Regions from separate parts of the Homo sapiens genome. Here region 1 is linked to region 2. The links are chromatin loops, found by intact Hi-C in ENCODE. Cell type or tissue: psoas muscle. All regions are shown on one strand. Each heading gives the region's core, and the rest is flanking DNA. Links, peaks and the distances in the headings are about the cores only.

Region 1 (5,925 bases), core at 462-5,461, 240 kb after region 2:
GATGCTGGGAGGTAGTACCTTTAAGAGGAGTTTGAGTCATGAGCCATGGTAATAATCCACCCCAATTAAGGGATTCATGCAGTCCCAGGGGAGGGTGTTCTTGCTCTCATTGGGTTGGATTAGTTCCAGTGAGAGTGGGTTGTTATGAAGCAAAGTTTGTCTCTTTTTTGTTTCCTTTTCCTATCTCCCTCGTCTCCCTTTCATTTCTTTTAAATAAACCTCTTCTCTTTATAAATTACCCTGTCTCAGGTATTCTGTTATAGCAACAGAAAACAGACTAAGAAAACTGTTGTCCTTACAAGAGATTGGGATATAACCACATACAGAGGGAAGACCCTGTGAAGACAAATGGAGAACATTGCCATGTACAAGCCAAGCAGACTGACCTTACAAGAAATCCACCTTGATCTCACCTTGATCTTGGACTTCTAACCTCCAGCGCTGTGAGGAGATAATGCTTCTGTTGCATAAGCTACCCATTCTGTAGTGCTTTGTTATAGCAGGCCTAGCGAACTAATACAGTGACTCTATATTTTAGTCAGAGAAGCTTGGATGATGCAAGCGCTCAAAACATCCATGGTTTTTATTTGAGCAAATGCCCCTTGAGAAGTACAGATATCAGTCTAAAGGGCAGACACCCTCTTAAAGACACACTTCACCTGCTGAAATGGCCAGATATTTTTAGAGGAGGACTCTCCCTAATGCATACTTTGTTAGAGCTCTCCTTTGCCTGTGGAGCAACAGTGGGAGCCACCCACCCTCCTGAACCAGCTGCTGGATACTAGGACATTCCCCTTCTCTAGCTTTCAATACCAAAGCCCAGGCCTCAGGGATTCTGATTAGTTGGGCAAGGCGTAGTTTGTTTTTAAAGCTCCGCAGGTGGTTCTAAAGTGCCCTCAGAACTAAGCAACCTGCTCTAGGGCCTAGACCATAAATTTCTTTCTTTTTTTTTTTTTTGAGACGGAGTCTCACTCTGTCGCCCAGGCTGGAGTGCAGTGGTGCGATCTCGGCTCACTGCAAGCTCCGCCTCCCAGTTTCACACCATTCTCCTGCCTTAGTCTCCCAAGTAGCTGGGATGACAGGAGGCTGCCACCGTGCCCGGCTAATTTTTTGTATTTTTAGTAGAGACGGGGTTTCACCATGTTAGCCAGGATGGTCTCAATCTTCGGATCTTGTGATCCGCCCGCCTCAGCCTCCCAAAGTGCTGGGATTACAGGCATGAGCCACCGCGCCCGGCCCCTAGACCATAAATTTTTAAAACGTGGGCTGAGTGTGGCAAGCTGAACAATGCCCCTGTCCCAAGAGATCCTAGCTACATCCTAATTCCCAGAACCTGGGAATGTTACCTCAAATATGATTAAATCCAGGATCTTGAGATGGGGAGATTATCCTAGATTACCTGGGTGGGACCTAAATGAAATCACAAGGAGGCAAGAAGGTCAAATGAGGAAGAAAGTGATATAATGATAGAAGCAGAGGGAGAGAAAAGGGGACATGATGTGGGGCCATGGGCCAAGAAGTGCTGGTGCCTCCAGAAGCTGAAAAAGGCAAGGAAATAGGTTTTCCCCATAAGCAAGAGAAACTTATCTTCTCACAGTTCTGGAGGCTAGAAGTCCAACATTAAGGTGAGATTGGGATTGATTTCTTCTAAGGTCAGTCTCCTTGGCTTGTAGATGGCAGCGTTCTCCATGTGTCTTCACATGGTCTTCCCTCTGTATGTGTCCGTGTCCCAATCTCTTACAAGCACAACATTTTTCTTAGTCTGTTTTCTGCTGCTATAACAGAATACCTGAGATAGGGTAATTTATAAAGAAAAGAGGCTTATTTAGCTCATGGTTCTACAGGTTCAGAAGACTGAAAAAGGCAAGGAAATGGTTTTTCTAAGAGGAACCAGCCCGATACACATGTTAATTTTAGCCCTGTAAGACTCATTTTGGATTTGTGGACTCCAGAACTGTAAGAGAATACGTTTGTGTGTGTGTGTGTGTGTTTTTTTTTTTTTTGGAAACAGAGTCTCACTTTGTCACCCAGGCTGCTGGAGTGCAGTGGTGAAATCTCAGCTCACTGCAGCCTCAACCTCCTGGGTTCAAGTGACCCTCCTACCTCAGCCCCCAAGGAGCTGAACTACAAGCGTGCACCGCCACGCCTGGCTAATTTTTTTGTTTTTTTTTTTTGCAGAGATGAGGTTTCACCATGCTGCCCAGGCTGGTCTTGAACGCCTGAGCTCAAGCAGTCTATCCACCTCAGCCTCCCAAAGTGCTATGATTACAGGCATGAGCCACCATGCCCGGCCTCATGTGTGTTGTCTTAAGCCACTCCATTTGTGAAAATTGTTATAGCAGCAACAGGAAACTATAACACTAAGGGAAGAACTTGTTAAAAATGTAGATGGCCACCCTTTCCAAAGCTCTCTAGGTCAGTGGCTGTCAAACTTCGGTGGACATCTGAATATTCTAAGGCTTGTCAAAACCTAGATTGCTGGGCCCCAGCCCCAGAGTTTCTGATTCACTGGGACTGGGGTGGGGCCTATGAACTTGCATTTCTAGCAAATGACCAGGTGATATGAATGCATGACACGCTTTGAGAACCACTGCTTTAGATGCTTTTGAGGCACAGGCTGGAATGCCATGACTACAACCACAGGTGAGGATCCAGAATCCACTGCATACAAACATTTTCCTTAACTGCTTCCTCAGCTGTACCTATAGGGTAAGATTTTTACTAATCCATAAAATTATCAAGAGAATAAAATGAAATAATGTATTACCATCAGTCTCTGTTTCTGTATACCCTACCACTCCTGGCAAAAATAAAAAATCAAAATAAACTTCCTCAAAGCAACAAAAAAAGCCCTTATTTCCTCCTTTTACTCTGCTGAGCAGTACAAAACCTGGCTGCTCCTACCTCTCTTCAGCAGGTAGTCTTTTTTGGGATTTAGCCTTGGGGTCCTCAACTAAATGTCAAACAGCTCTCCTGGGGGTATCTGGAAACAGGGCTATTTCTGGCTGTCATGACTAGGGGGAGTGCTACTGGCATTTCTGTGGAGGAGGTTAAGGGTTGTACTCCATGTCCTGCAATGCTTGGGACAGTCCTACAAAAGAAATAATTGTCCTGCCCAAAATGCCCTTGTGTCCCTAGGCAAAAAAAATGAAGGCTTGTTGGTCATGTGATTTTCAACTGGGGCCTGCAGGTTGTCCTCAGTTTCAGATAGCCACACAAGGACTCTCAGGCTGAAGGCCCTTGCAGGCCACACTCAAGACAGCAAAGCAGGGAGTGTAAAGGCCCATATTCCACAGTCTACAAACCATGACTTGTCCATCTCCCTTAATATCATTATGTTGATAGCTCACTACCAACCTACAATGGGACCATATCCCCTCCTTGTCACAGCAACCATGATTAACAAGTTGTTGTTATTATTATTATTATTTTGAGACAGGATCTTACTCTGTCGCCCAGGCTGGAGTGCAATGGCGCAGTCTCTGCTCACTGCAACCTCTGCCTCCTGGGCTCAAGAGATTCGCCCACCTTGGCCTCCTGAGTAGCTGGGATTACATGCGTGCAGCACCGTGCCTGGCTAATTTTTGTATTTTTTGTAGAAATGGGGTTTCACCATGTTGCCCAGGCTGGTCTTGAACTTCTGAGCTCAGGTAATCTGCCCAGCTGGGCCTCCCAAAGTGTTGGGATTACAGGCATGAGCCACCGCGCCTGGCCAAGTCTTATTTTTAATCTCCCAGAATGAAAGCTGGGAGGCTGCCCAGGGGAGCCATGGTACACTGCAGGAGCCCTCCAGAATGCCCTGTATCTGGGTGCCAAAGACTGGTTTGGCCCTCTGTCAGGAATACCACCTGCCCTTGGCTGATGCTGGAGGACAATGTCTCCCTGAGGTCCTCTCAGACAATGGCAGTGTTAATCCCATAGCCTCTGGCTCCTGCTGCCTCTCTCCATGGCTACCCCCCAGGTAATATCCTCACTCCCTGCCTGGACCATCTCTCACTGCAGTGAACCACAAAAAAGATTGCTTGAATTACTCTCACTCCAGGTGGCTTCCTCCCTCCCTCAACCTGCCACCCACTCTGCTCCTACAGCAAAGAGGCCCCTCAGCATCCCAGCCTCTGGCCCCCTAACCAGCAGTATCTGGGAGGAAGGAATCCTACACTCACCCTCCTTGGCTCCAAGGAGTCACTCGTGGCCCCTTATCGCCCACTTTGAAATGATCCACCAGTATCATCATCTTTTTGGTTTTCCAGGTCAAAAGCAGAAATCATCCTGTTCTTCTTCCTGCACTCCCCACATCTTATCCATCTCTGTGTTCTACCTGCAAATTCTATCCCCAATCTGATTATTCCTCACCACCTCCATGGCTCCCACCCTAGACTTCAGCCCCAGCACCAAGACTTCTGGCCTGATCTCTTAGCTCTTCCCCTGCCCACAGGCTATTCTGTATACAACAGCCAGAGTAATCATTTTAAAATGTAAATCAAATGCTGCCTCCCACTCTTAACCCTTCAACAGTTTCCAAAACATTTAAAATCAAAATTCTTGATCGCGGTCTACAAGGATGGCCTTATGAGCTGCATCCACCCAATTCTCACTGTGCATCCGTGATTTCCATTCCTACCACACTGAGCTCACTTCTGCGACATCTTGGTTTTCGCTCTCCTACCCCCATCTCTCTCCTCAGGTCTTCACTTGGATCTTTACCCTTTATCCCTATTTTCACTATCAGCTTAAGTCCATTCAGGCTGCTATAACAAAATATCTTAGGACTGGGTGGCTTATAAACAGCAGAAATTTCTCATAGTCTGGAGGCTTAGCAAGTTCAAGGTCACAGCAGATTCAGTGTCTGAGGAAGGCCCACGTTTTGGCTCATAGATGGTGTCCTCTCACTTAGTAGAGGGAATAAGGCAGCTCTCTGGGGCCTCTTTTGTAAGGGCACTGCTTCCATTCATGAGGGCTCCACCTTTATGACCCCAATCACGCCCAAAGGCCCCATCTTCTAATACCATCACATTGGCGATTAGGTTTCAACATACAGATTTTGGAGGCAGACTACTGCACAGCTTAAAATCCACCTCCCTAGGAGTCTTTTCTGACACCCCTCACCCAATGGAATCTTACTGCTGTTTCACTTTCATGTCAGTTGGTTTCCCACCCTGACTAGAATATAAACTTGAAGAAAATAAATAAAGGCCTCGCTTACTCAAAGCTGCATCCCCATTGTCTAGCAGGTATTCAATAAATATTTTTGAATAGGATTCCACCAGTAGATGGCTAGATTTGAAAGATATGCCAAATATACTGCCAATCCAAAACTCAGTGGAATCTTTCACTTGCATGAGTTAACTGCACCTCTAAAATTGAGAATGAATTTAAGATCCACCCCGTTAATATCTCTATTTTAAGAAGAGAGGTACTTGGGCTGACATTAAAGGAGTACCTGGAACTGGGCTGAGTGTGTTACATGTTACTGTATTTAAATCCAGCAACCTCTCAAAGGACCTGCCAGTGACACCAATGGGGTTCAGACACACATGTGCCTCCTATACCTATACCTGGGTGGTGTGCAGTGGGCACTGGAGGCAGCCTGCTTTCTGCATACCCTCTGCCTCCCTCTTCAAGATGGACATTCTATCAAGTGCTCATTTTAATTGTGCATTAGGTCACAAGAAAACAGGGCAGAGACCACACTTCAGATTTCAGAAATGCCTCACATCTAGTTGGTGGAATGCCAGGCTCTAGGCCCAATTCTGTCATTATCTAGGTCCAGCTGTGTAATTCTGGATACTTAGCTGACCTTTCTGGGCCTCAACTTTACACCCGCAAAACGGGTTTGTGTGGCTATATGGATGGTCTTGAAGGAACACTCCAGCCCCATCATTCTATAATTTGGGAATAGGATGTGGTTTTTATTAACCTATTTTG
Region 2 (5,925 bases), core at 677-5,676:
AACTGGTTGTTTTGTGCTAAGATTCCTACTTCCTGCACTTTCAGATTCACATACTCAGAGCTAGAAAACTTTTGAGAGTACAAGGTGATAACTACTGCAAATTCACAGAAGATTACATAAGTATAAATAGTCAACCTAACCTCCCTCTTCCTCTAACATTTTCTCACAAAACTAAAAAGTTTGGAAACTCCTTTTCTTAATGCTGGCGCCAGTTCAGCCACACTCTAGAAGGTATTGGTTTCATGAACTACAATGTGGAATCATCAAAATAAAGGGGCAGGATGAGAAAAAATGACAGCATGGGGCTTTGTGGTGTGTAGATTTAGTTGCTCATACAAGAACCTGGGAGGGGGAACCCCCCAAAAGATTAGTCACTTCATTTTATGTTGAGAACCCAATTCAGGTTAACAAAGTGTTGCCAACAAAGGAGATGAGAAAATGGCAGTATTCACTTGCTCTGGACTGAATAAACAAATGCGGGATTTGTGGGCTGACTAATGTCCTGGGATAAACCAGGCAGTCAGCCAAATTCTACGAGTTTTGATGAAAAGACAGCAAGCCCACACTTTTCTTCATGAAGAGTGCTCTGTGGGAGTATTGATGTCCACATGGGCAGCCTGGGTCTTCAACTTGCCTTAAAGATTCGCCCTTATCCAGCCACAGGAAATTCTCAATGCTTCTGTAATTGAAAACCTAGATCAAATGACAGAAGCTAAATTCCTTCTTCTTGAGAAGTGTTATCTGTCATGCATCTCTTTGTAGAAACGTGTTATCATTGTCCTTTTTTAAGCACTACATTACTCTGAAAATATACAGTTAGGTCACTAAAATGTGACTCTAGCTTTTCATTCATTCATTTCATTCACTGAATGCCTGCTATGCTCTAGGGACCATGTAGGGCTTTGTATATAGAACACTTAATGAGTCAGACATTGAAGCCCCCCATCCAGCCTCGAAATTCCAAGGGCACTGAAAAAAGTAAAATAGTACTTGTAATTTCATTGGGGGAAACTATTAAAATTTGAAATATTTTGGTGAGAGAGGCAATAAGTTTTTCAATTAAGGTCTTAATACAAGGTTGTAGGGAAGTCAGAAATGAGAATGTGGAGTTTCCTTTAATCTGGCCACCAGGATCCCCCACCATGATGTGAGGACCACAGTCATGATTTAACCTCAGGCTAAAATGGATTTTATTACAAACTGTGCAGCTAGTGAAATGTCAAGGGTTGTTTCACAGGATCTTAACTAACACAAGAAAAACTTCCTAGCAGCAGCTGATGCAAACTCCTTTAAATGTATACGTCTAATTTATCTATCCAGATAATAAATATACGTGGTATATGCAGGCTGAAAACAAAATCCCTGGAGTGTTTCGATGTGAGTATAATATACCTAGAAGCAAAAACTTCACTGATATAAAGGATGCATTTTATGAGTCTCCACAAAAATCTCCAACTTTTTATGAAATGTAAGGCCTTCTTAAGTAGTGTTTACTACATACAGCTTTCATAGTTCCTATATGAATACCTACTCTCCATGATTTATCAGCCTTCTAGAGTCCCAGTAGGATGCTGCCAAATTGCAAATTTGGAGAATTAGTTTTAAGAAACATTGTATATAACTGCCTTTGGAAGAAAATTCAGGTAGATTAGCAAAGATTTTAAGCAAGTCCTTTCACAAAAACCTGCAGAATTTCAAGGAGTCTGGGGTTTATGAAATCATCAAATCAATACCAAGTTTAACACATTTATGTTACTCTTATAAGCATAACTCTTTGGGAATAAAGGTATTACAAAAACAAGATTTGGAAAAGGAGGCTAGCTCTTGTTTAATTACTGTGAAGAGCAGAGAATTGAAAGAAAAACTACACACTAGTTGGAAAAGTGCTACTCGGGTTTAAAAAATAGAAAAAGAAAATCTGAGATTGGGATTGGACGATAAGCAGGTAGCAGAAGCAACAAAATGTCTCTTTCATTTTCAGCTCAGGGGGCCCCTTAAAGGAGCAGGCTGAAATGTACAGCCCACAAACCAGAGGAAGGCCTGCACAGGAAGTAGAGTGGAAATTACAGTTGAATGGACTCTGAAACAGGATGAAGCCAGTCCATGTGAGGTTCATGAAAACCAAGTAGACAATATGAACATCCAAGTGTTTCCTTGTGTCATTAACTCAATATTACATTCTGATTTCAAACACCATGGAACCACAGTGAAAAAGCTGCAAAAACGGTAGCCGTTTTTTCAAAACTTCTTTCTGCTGTTTGCTTGTCAGAGCTGATCAGACTCTTCCTTGAGCACTTTGCAGGTCACACACTGGATCCCACTGAGGTGAACTATTTGAAGGGTGATATCAGATTTCCCAGCAAAATTAGATAAGCAGATTGACATGGCAAGAAGCATGAGTTAGCATAAGGAGCTTCCCTAGACAGTGCCAGCGAATTAGGTGCCAAAAGCCTGAGGTGGTTATTAGAAAATGATTACCACCTCCAATTGTCTTAGTACAGACTTTTCACCGCCAGAAAACTGCTACAGAAGAAGCTAGCCAAAGCAATCACTGCTCTCCTAGGAAGCATTCACTGGGAGCTCTTGCTAACATCCCCACCGTTTGAAAGTGGCTAGACAGGACAGTGACAGCAATTCCTGTTGTCAATTAACGAGAAATTGCCCAACGGGATTTTAACTGTTAACTGGATTTCAGCCATGCTGCTCCCAAATACTCCTTTCCTTTGGTTACCTTTCAGCTGGGACTTCCTTGGCAGCCAAAGAAGTACTTCACTTCCACAGTCATCACAGCAGTACAGAGGAAGAAAAACTGAAAAGGGGTCAGGACTCCCTGGCTCTATACGTAATCAATTGCAAGGCCTCTGGCCAAGCCAGGCTGCTTTTCTGTCTTCCCTTCTCCTTTAATCATAAAATAGGATAATATAAAACCTACTTCACAGGATTATAGAAAAGGTCATAGGAAAGAACAGATGAGCTAAGTGCTATGGAAGGTACATACACATTTATGTACTTAAGTCTATGTGTGTGCATGTATGTGTACAGTATATACATTCAACTTTTTAATGTTTCCCAATTGCATAAAAGAGAAATACAGACTTAGCAATCAACTGGTTAAGTGATATGGACAATCTGGATATTTTAGAATAAAAATTCACCCCTTGGTTTGAGGACAAAAAGGCAATGTCTAAATTGTTCAGACCATTTTTAATTCTGCAAGTCCTAGCCATGGAGTCTATACAAGACTAAATTTTATGATTGCTAGGAAGCCAGAAAAAAAATATTTAAGGAAAAATAATAATAGCTACTAATTATTAAATGTTTACTATATGCTGGCCAATCTATGAAACGCTTTACAGATATTATTTTGCTTCCTCTTAGTTACAATCTTGTAAAGTATCTATTTAACAATACTATACATGATGCCTTAAGTGTATAAACAAATTTATTGTTGGAATTGAGATTCAGACTCAGGTCTGTCTTACTTCAGGGCCCTTGATCTTAATGTGAGTCATCCCAGCTCTCTGAAGAATGCCATTTTTCTCATCTGCCCTACTCTAGGATTTAGCATTTCCTTTTGCTGTTAAAAGTTGGCCCATGTGCCCTGGCTGGTGTGTGGGCCAGTCCCTGTGGGGCCCCTTGTGTAAGAGCAGATGTACTGGAGGGTGACATAGAGGATGCAGTGTGCAGAGAGTCCTAAAAGCAGAGGACAAAAGAAGCTTCACAAGGAAAGCACCTTTCGGACTTATACCCAGATTTAAAGGGCTGCATTTCTTTGATAAATGTCACAGAGGCTTGTGTTTGGACAGAGTAGGAAAGAACTCTTCCCATACTCTCCAGCCATTCCACTTAGACTAAAACTCTTCTTTAGATGTTTGGGAACAGTTGTTTGGCAACTTTTATTCAATTAGGGTTCATATCTAAAAGGTCGTTTCATATCTCCTACCTGTTACCTCTGATGGTTTCTTTGGAGTTAGATACATTCCAAATAGATCTCCCCGGTTTTCTTCTAGAAAGCAGTACTGACTCGGGAAAGGATTCCAGCACACCTAACAGTGATGCTTGAACCCTAGAAGAACCACATAGTGTATTAGCCTAGTCATTAGATATTATTTAGAAACACCACTGGAAAATATTAAATAATAGAATTTTAGAATTAAGATTGATACTAATAGGTAAAAAGTGAATATTTGTTGAGCTCTTAAAGAATGGCAAGCATAGTACTATACCTCTTACATGGATTATTTCACTTGTCTCACACTATCCCTAAGAGGCAAGAACTGTTATGATTTCCATTTTCAAATTAGAAGACTAAGTTTGCCATTAAATATTTCTCATTGTCAAAACAGCCACCAACATGACAAGGAAGAGTAGACCTCAGGCAAGAGTAATGCAAAATTTTCACAGAGCTATCCCTCCTTAACCTCCCCACTTCTCCTGTGTTCTCCCAAATGTCTTATTCCATCATCCAAGGTTGGTTACAAATTTCACTCATTTGTTGTACTTTTCCCCGATATGGATTGGATTGGTGACTGGATATCTCCCATGAAACTCGAAAAACAAGAAATTAAGACCTTAAAAGAAGAAATGAAAGATATTTAACTCTAAAAGACCTGAGAATGAACTATGACTCCAAGAAAAGTATGTACGTATATGTATGAAACTGATTGCAAAATGAAAAAATCCAGTGGAGACCTCTTATCTGCCAGACTAACCCCATGAACAGCCTCTTCCATGCAATTCAATGGAAATTATTCCACGGGAGTTATGTGAAAGAGAAGAGCAAAAAGTTTTGTTGAGAAATGCAGGATTGGGAGAGTTAGGCCAGCATCATGAGGAGCTTTGTTTGGTATGAGCACTTTAACCAGATCTCTCCCTTTCAGAGCCTGCCCCAGCTGAGATATTTCATACCAGCATCCACCTTAGAGGCACACACTTCTGCTGAGTGCATGGGCAATGGGATTAGGACGGAAAGACATTTACAGGATGACAGTGTTGAAAAGTTGTTGAAATCCAGCTCTAAAATATACCAATTATTTATGTCATATTTTGGGTTTCCAACTCAATATTTTCTCATCCAGGTCAGGCGCACTGACTCACGCCTGTAATCCCAGCACTTTGAGAGGCTGAGGCAGGTGGATACCTTGAGCCTAGGAGCTCGAGACCAGCCTAGGCAACATGTTGAAAACCCATCTCTACAAAAAAAAAAAAATACAAAAATTAGCCGCACATGGGAGTGCACATCAAATAGTCCCAGCTACTCAGAAGACTGAGGCAGGAGGACGACTATAGCCCAAGAGGTTGAGGCTGCAATGAACCATGATTGTGCCACTGCATTACAGCCTGGGCAACAGAATGATTCCCTGTCTAAAAAAAAAAAAGAAAGAAAAAAAAAGTTTTCTCATCAACAGTGTCTAACCACAGCAAAGCTGGATTGCAAAACCTCCTTAAAGGGAAAATATTTAGAAAAGAGTTATTTGGTTCTATAGTCTTTGTATCTAATTAGCTAAGTTTTGTTATGTATATGTGTAACATCTTCATAAAATGACAGAAGAATTTTGTACAGTATAAATGAGCTATAAGAATCATAATAAATAATAACTAATATATTTCAGCATTTGTAATGTACTATAATGTTATAGATTACTCGCTTCATAATTTTTGCTTGACTAATTCATCACAAGTGCTAAGTTCTTCAGCTCATTAGTTCTTGGAAGCATGGAGTTACCACTAGTAGTGAAAGGGTGCCTCTTTAATGCTCAGGTTGAAATTAAATCACAGAAATAGTTGCTTCTTTCTCACCAAATCACCAGCATGTGGTCTTTCCCTCTGAAACTTGTGAGGATGAAATATTTATATCAGCATATAAATGGATGCAAATAATGAGTGTCTCCTTTATGCATTTTGCTGCAACAATATACCTATACA

What was found. Hi-C counts contacts between places; a loop is a spot of excess contacts. Peaks named below come from ENCODE experiments on the same cell type or tissue, not always from the same donor. Only the 100,000 strongest peaks of a DNase experiment are listed, where the experiment ranks them.
Region 1: a loop joins it to region 2, with 4 times the contacts of the local background. A loop is called at or near these places in 3 of 110 quality-filtered maps.

The regions. Positions count from the first base shown.
Region 1 is chr9:21,804,671-21,810,595 of GRCh38, reverse strand. The region is part of intron 1 of MTAP (methylthioadenosine phosphorylase); the gene reads right to left. Among named protein-coding and RNA genes, the nearest start is that of MTAP, 5.0 kb to the right of the region's middle. RefSeq lists a cis regulatory region at 5,386-5,387 and an enhancer at 5,315-5,459. In psoas muscle, for the core only: no CTCF peak of the experiment used is centred there; no DNase peak of the experiment used is centred there.
Region 2 is chr9:22,047,247-22,053,171 of GRCh38, reverse strand. CDKN2B-AS1 (CDKN2B and CDKN2A antisense cis and trans regulatory RNA 1) reads right to left here. Exons shown (of 19, transcript NR_003529.4): 6 at 3,944-4,066. Among named protein-coding and RNA genes, the nearest start is that of CDKN2B, 41 kb to the right of the region's middle. In psoas muscle, for the core only: no CTCF peak of the experiment used is centred there; a DNase peak (open chromatin) is centred at 3,631.